Regions from separate parts of the Mus musculus genome. Here region 1 is linked to region 2. Evidence: chromatin loops called from intact Hi-C (ENCODE). Cell type or tissue: heart. All regions are shown on one strand. Each heading gives the region's core, and the rest is flanking DNA. Links, peaks and the distances in the headings are about the cores only. Region 1 has its middle 31 kb from the start of Prdm11. Region 2 has its middle 17 kb from the start of Gm32627.

Region 1 (5,375 bases), core at 51-5,050, 50 kb after region 2:
GTATGCATGATACTTGGAGGATGAATGGATGGATGAGTGGGTGGGGAGATGTGTGGGAGGATGGATAGATAAGTGGATTGATGGACGGAGTAGACAAATGACTGGGGATGGGCAGGTGGATGCCTGTGTGGATGTGTGGGTGAGTGAGTGATGGATGGAGAAATAGGTGGGTTGATGGAGAGATGAATGAATGGATTGGTGGATGGATGGATAGATTGATGGGTAGATGGATGGTTCGACAGATGGATGATTGGTGGGTGGATTGGTAGATGGATAATTGGTAGGTGGATGGATAGATGGATGGATTGGTGGGTGGATAGATTAATGGATGGATGGATAGATTGGTGGGTGGATTGATGGGTGGATGGATATTCAGATTGTGGGTGAACAGGAGGGGAGATAGATTGAGATGGATGGATAGATGGATGAATGGATGGATGGATGGACAGATGGGTTGGTAGATTGTTTGGTGGACAGGTGGATGGGTAAGTAAATAGGTAGATAGGTGAACAGATGGGTGGATGGATGGAATGGAGGGTGGGTGAATGGACGGGATGGTGGGTGGGTGAATGGACAGATGGATGGGTGAGTGAGTGGATGGAGGAAAGAGTGAAGGAGTGGAAGGATAAGATGATGGATGGACAGTTAGGTGGGTAAGTGGATGGACGGATAACTGTAAGTGTATGGAGTGACTAAGATGAACATGTGCTAGAGGTGGCACTAACAGACCATGAGTGACAGACTGAATGCTTTACCATTGGGCCTGTCAGGCCTCAGTCAGAGTCTGCCGGTGTTCTCTTGCTCCCCTGGCACAAGCTGTGCACTTACCACCCTTCTGACCTATGTTGACCACAGGGACTCAGCATCAAGCATGCACACAATCTCAGTCTCTCCAAGCAGACAGTGCCTCGAGAAGGTTCCCAATTTCCGGCCATGGGCCAAGTATTCCGATAGACAAAGATGGTGAGAAGCTTCCACTCGAGAGCGAGCTTGACTTCTCCTTCAGAAGCACAAGGGAAAGCTTGCTGGAGAATTCCACATCACAACTGCAAGTCAGTAGAGAGGCAGAACAAGCCCAGTATAGACAGGGTTGGGAAGGGAAGCAAATGCTAGCATTCAGGTGGGAAACAGGAACCACGGATGGCCCTAGAGCTCCCAGCATAAGAGCAGGCAGCAGACAGGCTAGGCCCTGGGCAGGAGGCAGGAGCTCGGCACTGGAGGACTTGGGTTCCTGCCTCTTCCAAGGTCCAGGCTTGGCTTCAGGGCCAAGAGCTTTGAGCGGGGCAAGAACTGACTGCAGTCTCAGGGCACTTTTTAACTGAGTGACAGCTGTGCACATCTCCTCTGGGAATACAGAAAGATTTTTTTTCCTGACATCTTGTAAATAATGACTTGCTAAATCCATATGTCACTACAGACATTAAAAGGCATGATGGGTCTTGAGCTACTTTTCTTGGTGATAGCGAAACTAAGAAAGTGGTCAGCACGGTAAGTTCTTACTTCACCCTGCATGTTCACAGTGGTCAAGCTGAGTTGCTTCAACTTCTATGCCGTCCAAAAGCAACTCCAGTTTTATTTATAAGCCCAAAGGTTACAGGGCCAGAAATCAAAGCTCATGACTGTCAAACTATTCCCAAGCTTCATTGAGGGAAAGTCAGCAGAGTGGCGAAACTCAGTCTCCTGGGAAAATCATACATTCTCTAGAAAAGGTCTCGAGTGCTCAAGGGGTCGCCGGGAACCTGATGAAGGATGGGTGGTTCACATGCTATATAAATGACAGTGGCGGGCTGCAGCTCAGGAGTCAGGGCTGCATTTTCTGATGTAGCCATAAAAGGAAACAGAGAGAAGGAATCTCTCCATAGAAGGATGATGGTGTGTCCCAGAGTGTGCACCATGCTGCTCTCTGAGGGTGTCCTGGACGGCAAGCGGGCAAGCATGCTATGGGTGCATTCCATACTCCAAGGTTAGGGAAAGCCTAGCTTGGAAGATGGGGCTTTTTCCAGGAAAATACAGGCTTCTGGTCGCCAGAGGAACAAGGAAGGGTGTTCCTGGCAGACATGGTAGTGCATGCCTTAAATCCCAGTGCTTAGGATGTAGAAGCAGGAAGTCCTCTATGAGTTCGAGGCCAGTCTGGTCTACATAGCAAGTTCTAGACCATCCAGGGCTACATAGTGAGACCCTGTCCCAAAGAAAACAGCAATGTCTGCAGTGTCAGGCTCACTCTGGGATTGCTGCTTTGCCACATAACCCTTTGTGTTCTGTCTCTGTTCACATTGCAACATGCACAGTGTGAGGAGACTCCAGGCTGTTGGAGGTCTGCCCTTCCCAACTCTTCCTGGCCAGCCTGCCCACTTGCAGCTGTTGGCTCTGGAGGCTGGGAGCCTGAGGGTAGCCCAAGGCAAATATGTTTTTTTTTTTTTTTTAAACAGCCATTTAAGGAGATTTTGTCCCTAAACAAGCACTCTAAGCCACTGCCTTTGCCCCCGGGGATAGGAGCACAGAGCTCAGGTTAGAGGCACCCAAAAGGGGAGACAAACAGGGTGTCTATCCAGACCATGGACTCTCCAAGGCCTTATCCTGAGACCCCAAGTCCCACTCACAGGGCCGTCAGGCCTGGGGCTGTTCCTCGGTTGTCTGCCAACTTGTACAGGAAGAAAGCCAGAGTGCCGCCTTGACTGGTCAGCAGGAATGTGGCTTCTATTTTCCGTCTTGAACTTCACTTTGCTATTTTTTACTTTTTATTAGGAAAGGAACATACAGAAGAATGTGCCAACACAGGCACATTTTAAAGAATACGTTGATTCCTGAAATAACAGATGAAGGCTTGCACCCCTCCACTCAGCATGAGAAACATCACAATCACCTTCCAAATCCCTGTGACCTGCCCCAGTCGGTCACCGGTCAGTCCAGTACGGGAACAGCCAGCTGCCCAAACACAAAGGCAGGCTACCTCTGTAGGGAAAGAAAGCTGATAGCACCAGTGCATGGCTGCCACTAGGAGGCGCTCGAGTCGCCAGGAAGGCCTTGTGAACATAGAGGCCAGCGCAGCATTTTTCAGGCTCGGGGACCCAAGAAGCCTGTTTTCTGCATGCTGTCCTGAGTGCTCCAGGTTGGCAGTGAGGAGCAGTATCTTCTGGGAAAGGGAGTAGAGATGGACATTCAGTCAGGGGTTGGGGTGGGGGCTGCAGGGTGGCAGGCCTTTGTCTAGTCGGAGGCTGTTTGTCAGCTGGTCTCATCTTGCTCAGTGTTAGTAGTGTTATTTCTTACAGCTTGCCTGTGATATCTATGTCAGCTGTGTCTACACTGCGGGACAATATGTTGGGAATCACCACCACCACCACCACCACAACCACACCCCCGGGGCTGTGTCCAGACCACATCTCTGTCATCTCCATCGCCTCTACACCACAACAGCATGGTTTGTCCATGTCTCCACACTCCCACAGCCTTGTAGGAGGTCACGTGTGCTCTGGGTGCTCCATTGTGGGCGAGCATCTGTGGGTACAGGGCTGTGGTTGGGGAGCAACAGGAGGCTATTTAAAGAGTGGAGGCCTAGCAGCCCAAGAGCTGAGCCGCTGCAGAGCCAGAGCTATAGGGGAGCTGGCTGAGGCCTGCCTGCTAAGCCCTGCAGGAAGCACTAGCCTGAGTCACCTAGCAGGGGGGTGACCAGAGAGCCAAGGGTCAAGGAGCTTGGAGCCAGAGCAGGTCAAGGACAGACAAGACAGTCAGAAGCTGGTTCTCCTGACCATCACCCAGTCAATTTCAGACAATTCTGACATGGTACTAAACAGTAGATGATGCTGGTCAGGGAGGAGACTCAGTCCACATAAAGACAGGGGGCTGTGTGCAAACGGAGCTTGGAAGCTCAGATCCTTATGCTCATCTGAGTGCTGGAGTCACAGGTTAGCAGGTGCAGGTGACAAGAGGTAGGTGCTCACCACCCAAAAGGTGTGCCGTGACCTCCGCACAGGTGACTTGCCCAAGCTGTCCTCCACTCTCCTCTGTCTTAGCATGGTTCCCAGAGAGTAAGGGTCTGGCCTGTGGGGGGACCAGAAGATTGAGGGGTGAGTTGTTCAGGAAAGGAGAGGGAAATGGCAAAGGAGAGAATTTTCAGGAAAGGGAGAGGAAGAGGAAGGAGCAGGAGGAAGGAGAGAGGGCAGGAAAGACAGGCCATTTGAAGGATTTGAAAGGGTGGGACAGAGACAGAGGGACAGAGGGACAGAGGAAGGGATGGAGGGGTGATGACGAGGAAGACAAGCCCTGCTTGCTCAGTGCCGTTTAGAAGAGAGAGTGATCAAGTCAGGACCACCAGAAACATTGTCCTTGTCTAGCTGACAGTGCAGAGCTGGAGGAAACCTTGAGATGAAGACTGGACAGGGCTCTCCAGTGGCTGGCATCCCCTGCTCTCACCCTTTGACACAGTGGGATCACACCACTGTGGGATCAATAGGGAGTCATCCAGGGCTAGGTCACTATTCCCCACCCCAGAAGGAAGTAGCGGTGATGTGTCCCTGACCCAGGCTCAGGGCCAGGACCCTCTTTGTCCACCTCCCCTCTCTGTTCCCTCTAGTCCTCAGTGTTTTCAGGCCTTCTCCCCAGAACCACCCCACATTGGTTCTTTCTACTCCCTGCCAGTTGCTGATCACACTGTGGACAGACAGAGGGACTAGGCAGTGAAATGACATGAGGATTCCAGCCCATCTCCATGGTGGGCATGGCTATCTCTCCCTCATTGCCTCTTCTCTCCTTCCTGATGAATGCCACTTCTGATTTTGGGTGAGGAATATCGCTTCTCAGATTTAAAACTGCATCTCCCAGCCTCCTTTGCAGCTAAGTATAATCACATGACTAAATTCAGCCAACACTATATAATTACAACTCTTGGGGCATGTCTCTTCCCAAAGGATAGGACAGCTGGGGCAGCCATCTTGAGTCATGAAGTTGGTAGTAAGCAAATTAGAAGGAACTGGGGTGCCCAGTGATGGTAGTACTGCCCCACTGCCCCATTGCCCCACTGCCCCCACTGCCCCCACTGCCTCAGGATGATGCTGTCTTCAGTGTTCTCCATCACTTGCATAGAGTCGTGATCTTACATGGCAACATTTTGAGCTTGCAGTATGATTTTGTCCTTGTCATCTTCTGTCTCTAGACTTCCATTGACCTCTCAACAGTGGACATTCCCCACTTCCAGGCACCTCTGAGGGCCCTGCTTGTTTTGATGTTTTAAGGTTGGTGGGCGCTGACTTCACAGATGAACAAGAGAATGGAAAGGCCTTAAATGCACCTCACAGGGGCCCAGAAGGCTCGGCCTGAGGAAGCCTGCTCCCCTCTGCCACCCATGCAGCTCCCTCCATATTCCAGCTTCTCTGACTTCC
Region 2 (5,375 bases), core at 220-5,219:
TCCAGGCAGAGCCAATGGGCCCAAACTAAAAGGAAAAATGAAAGACAAATGATTGCATGCGGCAAGGATGGTTCCCAGAGTGGAGGGGACAAGGGGCTTCTATAGAAGACTCCTCATACTCCTTGTGGTATTGCATAGAGGCCAGCAGACAGCTGTATGTGATGCTTGGCATGAAATCATGCTTCTTCATACATGCCATGCTCGAAGACTGGGCAGAGAACTGAGCATTATAATGAGACAACACGGGGCTGGAGAGATGGTGCAACAGTTAAGAGCACTGGCTTCTCTTCCAGATGACCTAGGGTTCGAATCTCAGCACCCACATGGCAGCTCACAACTGTCTATAACTCCAGTTCCAGGGCTTCAGACATCCTCACACAGACATACATGGCAGCAATGCACATTAAATAAAAACTACTGGAAGAGAGACAGAGACAGAGATAGGTTACACTAGGTCACCTAGAAATGGGGAACTCTAGCTTAGACTGGTTTAATCCGGTTCCCTGTAGTATTGTCTCCAGTGTCTTATTTGAAGCTAAAAAGGCTTCAAATAACAGGAGGCCACAGACACAGGACCTCCTCTTTCACTGATTTTGCACTCACTCACGTGCTTGTCCCTTCAGGGACCTTCCTCGTAGCCATCTGCTCAAGTGCAAACAAACAGGTAGATGGCACAGCATCAAGGAAGCAACGACTCTTGAGTCCCATGGGCTGGGGAACACAGGGCTGGAGGATTGGTCTCTGATCCAGGACTTAGAGGTCTGGAATCTTTTCTCTGCTGTGGTCTCCAGGGCAGTGTTGTTCTCAGGGTAAGACTGGAGGAAGGAGGAGGAAGAGGCAGAGGGGGAGGGGGAGGGGGAGAGTTATCCATGAGAAGATCAGGGCTCTGGTTGCCCTCGGCATATGCTTTACCCTGAGTCTGAGGCAGCACTCTGGTCTAGGACTCCTTCAGCCTGACTCTTACCTGGTCCCTGCAGGAGTCCTCCAGGGAACCCAGAGCCACTCAGTTTCTCAAGTTTCCCTGTCTGTAAAGTGATGACACACAGGTCCTTCTCAGGGGACAAGCCAAGAGGTATCTGCCGCCAGCCCTGCATACCTCCTCTGTGGAGGAGAAGGATGTAGAGGAAAGGGTCTGTCTCCAGGGTACCTTACAGGGTTGTGGACTCTAATGCCAAGACTCAGGGAGGCTGTGGGTCTATCTGAGGCGTGACTACATGTACCGGTTGTGGCTGCGGACACTAGAGCACTGTGGATTAAGTGTGACCTCCCTGCAGTCTCCTACCCAGAGGGAAATCTCTTCAGGGACCTCTTGATCTGGGTGTGAACTTGTAACTTGGCCAAGGGGCTATGATAGACGTGATATCGAACGATTGTTTTCTCTATGACTGTTGGATCCAGATTCAAGTTGTCACGTGGAGAAACTGGAGCAAACACTCTGGAAAGGATACCTAGAGGTAAACTGAGGCCCAAGTCAGCTGCCAGACTTATCAGTGGGGCAGCCTGGGAGCAGACAGCAACAGACCTCCCAACAAGGGTCCTTTCTCTTTGTGTCTACCATGACCGTGGAAGCAGAATGGGTCATGCTAGCCAAACCCTGCCAAGGTGCCAAGCCAGGAAGCGGGTAGTCAAAACTTACCATTAAAAACAACCTCCACCCCAAAAATTTTTTTAAATTTATTTTTGTGTTATGTGTATGTGTGTTCTGCTTGCTTGTATATCTGTGCACCGTGAGCATGCAGTCCCTACAGAGGCGAGAAGAAAGCTTCAGAGCCCCTAAAATTGGAGTCTTAGACTGTTGTGAACTGCTATGTGGGAGTTGGGAACTGAACTCGGGTCCTCTGCTGATCCATCTGTCCAGTCCTGACACTTGGCTATTTTACGCCACTAAACCTCAGTACTTTGTTTCAGAACGGTAGATGATGGATAACTGTCACTTGCCTGTCATCGACTGAGTCAGACTTTTCTTATTCTAATTGCCTCTGGTCCTGGGGGGAAATGGTAAGACCATGGAAGTATGCTAAACAAACCTGAGACAATCTAGACTCTCGTACTGGCCACTGTGTCATCTCAGAGAGGTCTCTCAGTGGCTCTAAACACCACCTTCCCTCATCAGTAAGAGAGCTAATAAGAGCACGTGCATTTGGTGTGAGGGTTATCGTGAATTTGAAATAAAACTCAGTTCCTGGTACATTGCTTCATGCTTGGTGGATGCATTAAGCCATTGTGATTTGTGGTGCGCATACTCCATGCAGACCCTGATCACATTATGAGGAGACTGAACAAAACATACAGAGATTACCTGCACAGGGCTTATATTCCAGGGAAGACAGGGCAATATAGGAAAACAAGATGAGAGCCAATAGAGCATGTGACAAAGACATGGGGTAAGAGGGGGTACTAGGCAGGGTTCTCTAGAGTCACAGACTTACGAGGCTGGAGCAAGCAGGATCTTCCGTGTCCTTATATAAGATTTCAACAGAGGATGTGGCCCAGGTTAGAGGTGGGTCTTCTCAACTCAAAAATCCAGTTTAGTAGTGGAGCTTCCAACTTCAAGTTAAGCAAAAAAATCCCTCACAGGTGTGCCTCTCAATCATGGAGTTTTAATTAATTCAGATGTCAAGTTGACAACCAAGAATAACCATCACAGAGGGTTAGCAGATCAGGGGACATCTAAGGTAGCAGATGGCTAGAAAGAGCCACCACCCTTAGGAAAAGCAGACTTCTGAGAAGGGAGACCAGTGTACGCTCAGGTCCTGGAGCTCCACTCCAGGACTCAAAGGGATCTAGTGCTACCCCTGCATGGTGGAGAGAGGTGAGTGGGAGGGGCCCGTCCTGACAGCAGGGTTATTACAACAAGGGTAACTGATACAAGCCCAGGTTAGGGACTGACCCAGAGCAATGGCCAGCGTGTGAGGGCCTCAGAGTAACTGGAAACCCTTACCACTGCAGTTCATCATTTGAGCAGTCTGTGTTCTTATACCTCCTAGGCCCACTTGGGAGCACGCCCCTCAGCCCTCTGTGGTGGGGCCTCTGTTCCTCTTACCTAGCGCCCTAGCTGTTTGGGAAGACATCCAGACAGTGACCTGTAGCTTTTCCCCAGTGCTCCTTCCACACAAGGAGCTCAGCAGGCCAGATGGCCTGGAGCCAGGCCTCGCTGTGTGTTGATCCACGTCAGCTCAAGCCACAGGATGCAGCTGGCCACCTTAGGCCCTGCAGCAGGAAGGGTCAGCTGGCTGACTGCCATGGACAAAGAAGCTGTTCCAAAATATGCTCCTCTTAAGACTAAGCCAACAGGATGGAAAGACGTCTGTCCAGTGGGCAAGGGCTGTGTGGCCCAGAACCAAGACTGACAGCTCACTAACAGCCAATGATCCAGGTATAGAAGGTAGAATCTGCTTGGAGAGTCTGCAGCTGGTTACACATGAGCACATAGGTGCACACATGTACAAACACAAACCTGAACATCACATGCATAGCCCAGTATGCACGCAAGTGCATACACACACATACACACACACACACACACACACACACAGAGAGAGAGAGAGAGAGAGAGAGAGAGAGAGAGAGAGAGAGATGCACGGACCAGTCAGCCAGCAGAGGGGATATGCTCTCCCCTGAGGCCGAGTCACTACGCAGAAAGACACAGACACATCCCTGAGTCCCTGACGTTTCTGCTTTTGCCTCCCAGATAATTGTGCCAGAAAATAGAAACACCTGCGCCCACCCAGCCCACACCACAGCAGAACAATAATTAAGCCCTAGCAGGAGGTACCATTTTCCTGGTAGCCTGCTGCCTCTCCCTGCCAGCCAGCCAACCTCCCCACGGTCTTTGTGATGGTCCCAGGAGCACAGTTGGCCCATCTTGGTCAACTTCCTCTTATACTGGTCGCTGTAATGGTTCCCACTTCACTGTCCCCAGGATCCTTAATTAGTCAGTGACCTGTCCGAGAGACTAGGTATTCCCTTAGGAGCCATCCTTATGTTCTCCAACTCAAAGACATTTGAAGGACTTATGTTGCTGTGAGCAAAAGGCGGGGTACTCTCTGGGGGTGCCAAGGACTAATTTAGTCCTTCTGGCCAGAGGGATATGCAGTCTCCTATTCTTGTTCTCCTGGGGCTTGGACCCTTAGCTAATTACACACCTTTCTCCCACCCCAGGCTGCCTGCTGCTTTCCACACAAACCAAACTCATGCCTGCCCCAGGACCTTGGCACCAACTCTCTTATCTGTTTGAACCCTTGGTACCCACACTAATCTCTGTTTGAACCCTGCTGCTGTCTATTCCTGAGTAACACCTGGACCTCAGCTCAGACATCCCCTCCTCTGAAGGGCTTGGCCTGCTTAGTTAGAACACCTCTCTAACTCATCTAACTCAGTGACCCTAGTATTTCCTGGGCATTTAGAAATCTGACTGGATGCCTGGTCTCCTGTAGACCATTGGATGTGGGCATTGGACAAGACCTCCATGCGGTGCCAATGTGCAGTCAGGACTGAGAACTCTTGGCCTGGAGTCCTCACAAGTGCAGAGCCCTCCTCCAGGCTGCTGTTGTTCCATGCCCAGCCTGCCCTGGATGCTCTTCCTCAGTAGCTCGTCACTTACTAGCACTGCCTGCAGCTGAACCTGCTTCTTGGTGGCCCCTCATCTCACCCCGGACAGTTCTGTGCATACAAATGAAGAGAGGCTCAGAGAGGGGCAGCACCTACCCAAAGCCACCCAGCTGCACCTAGGACTCTTAACCTTAGCTACATGGCTGCAGAGCCTGGGTCCCTGGGCTGACCCCAAACGCTCATTTTGTGTAATCTTCACAACCCTACTAAACCACCACTTTCAAGATGAATTCCCAGGGTTCTGAGTCAGGAGACCTGACCAAGGTCACCCTGGAGGAATTCCAAGCTCAGGCCAGGCTGGTGGATAAATCGCTAGCTCTTTGAGCAAAGTTTTGGTGCCCAGGACCCACGTAAAGCTGGGCATCATCGTTCCCTAATCTCTGAGTTTCACAGTGAGGTAGAGTGCGAGGCAGAGACAGAGGAACCTCTAAGTGCTTTAGGGCAAGTTAGCAACAATGAAGAAACTCTGCCTTAAACACAATGGATGACCAGGGCAATCCCTGAGGTTGTCCTCCGGCCTCCACAGCAGCAGCAGCAGCAGCAGCAGCAGTACCACCACCACCACCTCTGGCTTCTTTGTCCTTTTTAAACCTGGGTCCTGGGGATTCAACGTGGGTCTTCCAGCTAGCACAAAGTTTTATCCACTGAGCCATCTCCGCAGCCTCTTTATTTTTTTTAACAAGGCCTCACTAAGGTCCCAGGCCACCTTTGAATGCTCTAGCTCAGTCAGGCCTTCATTGGATATTCCTTCTTCTTCCAGAGTA

The links. A loop is a pair of places that touch in the nucleus more often than their neighbours do. Peaks named below come from ENCODE experiments on the same cell type or tissue, not always from the same donor. Only the 100,000 strongest peaks of a DNase experiment are listed, where the experiment ranks them.
Region 1: it touches region 2 in a loop (3-fold over the local background); 8 of 42 quality-filtered maps call a loop at or near these places.

Annotation. Positions count from the first base shown.
Region 1 is chr2:93,074,019-93,079,393 of GRCm38, reverse strand. No RefSeq gene overlaps it. Among named protein-coding and RNA genes, the nearest start is that of Prdm11, 31 kb to the right of the region's middle. In heart, for the core only: a CTCF peak has its summit at 2,985 (motif pointing right); a DNase peak (open chromatin) is centred at 3,013.
Region 2 is chr2:93,124,582-93,129,956 of GRCm38, reverse strand. No RefSeq gene overlaps it. Among named protein-coding and RNA genes, the nearest start is that of Gm32627, 17 kb to the left of the region's middle. In heart, for the core only: no CTCF peak of the experiment used is centred there; a DNase peak (open chromatin) is centred at 3,166; H3K27ac peaks cover 1,377 bases.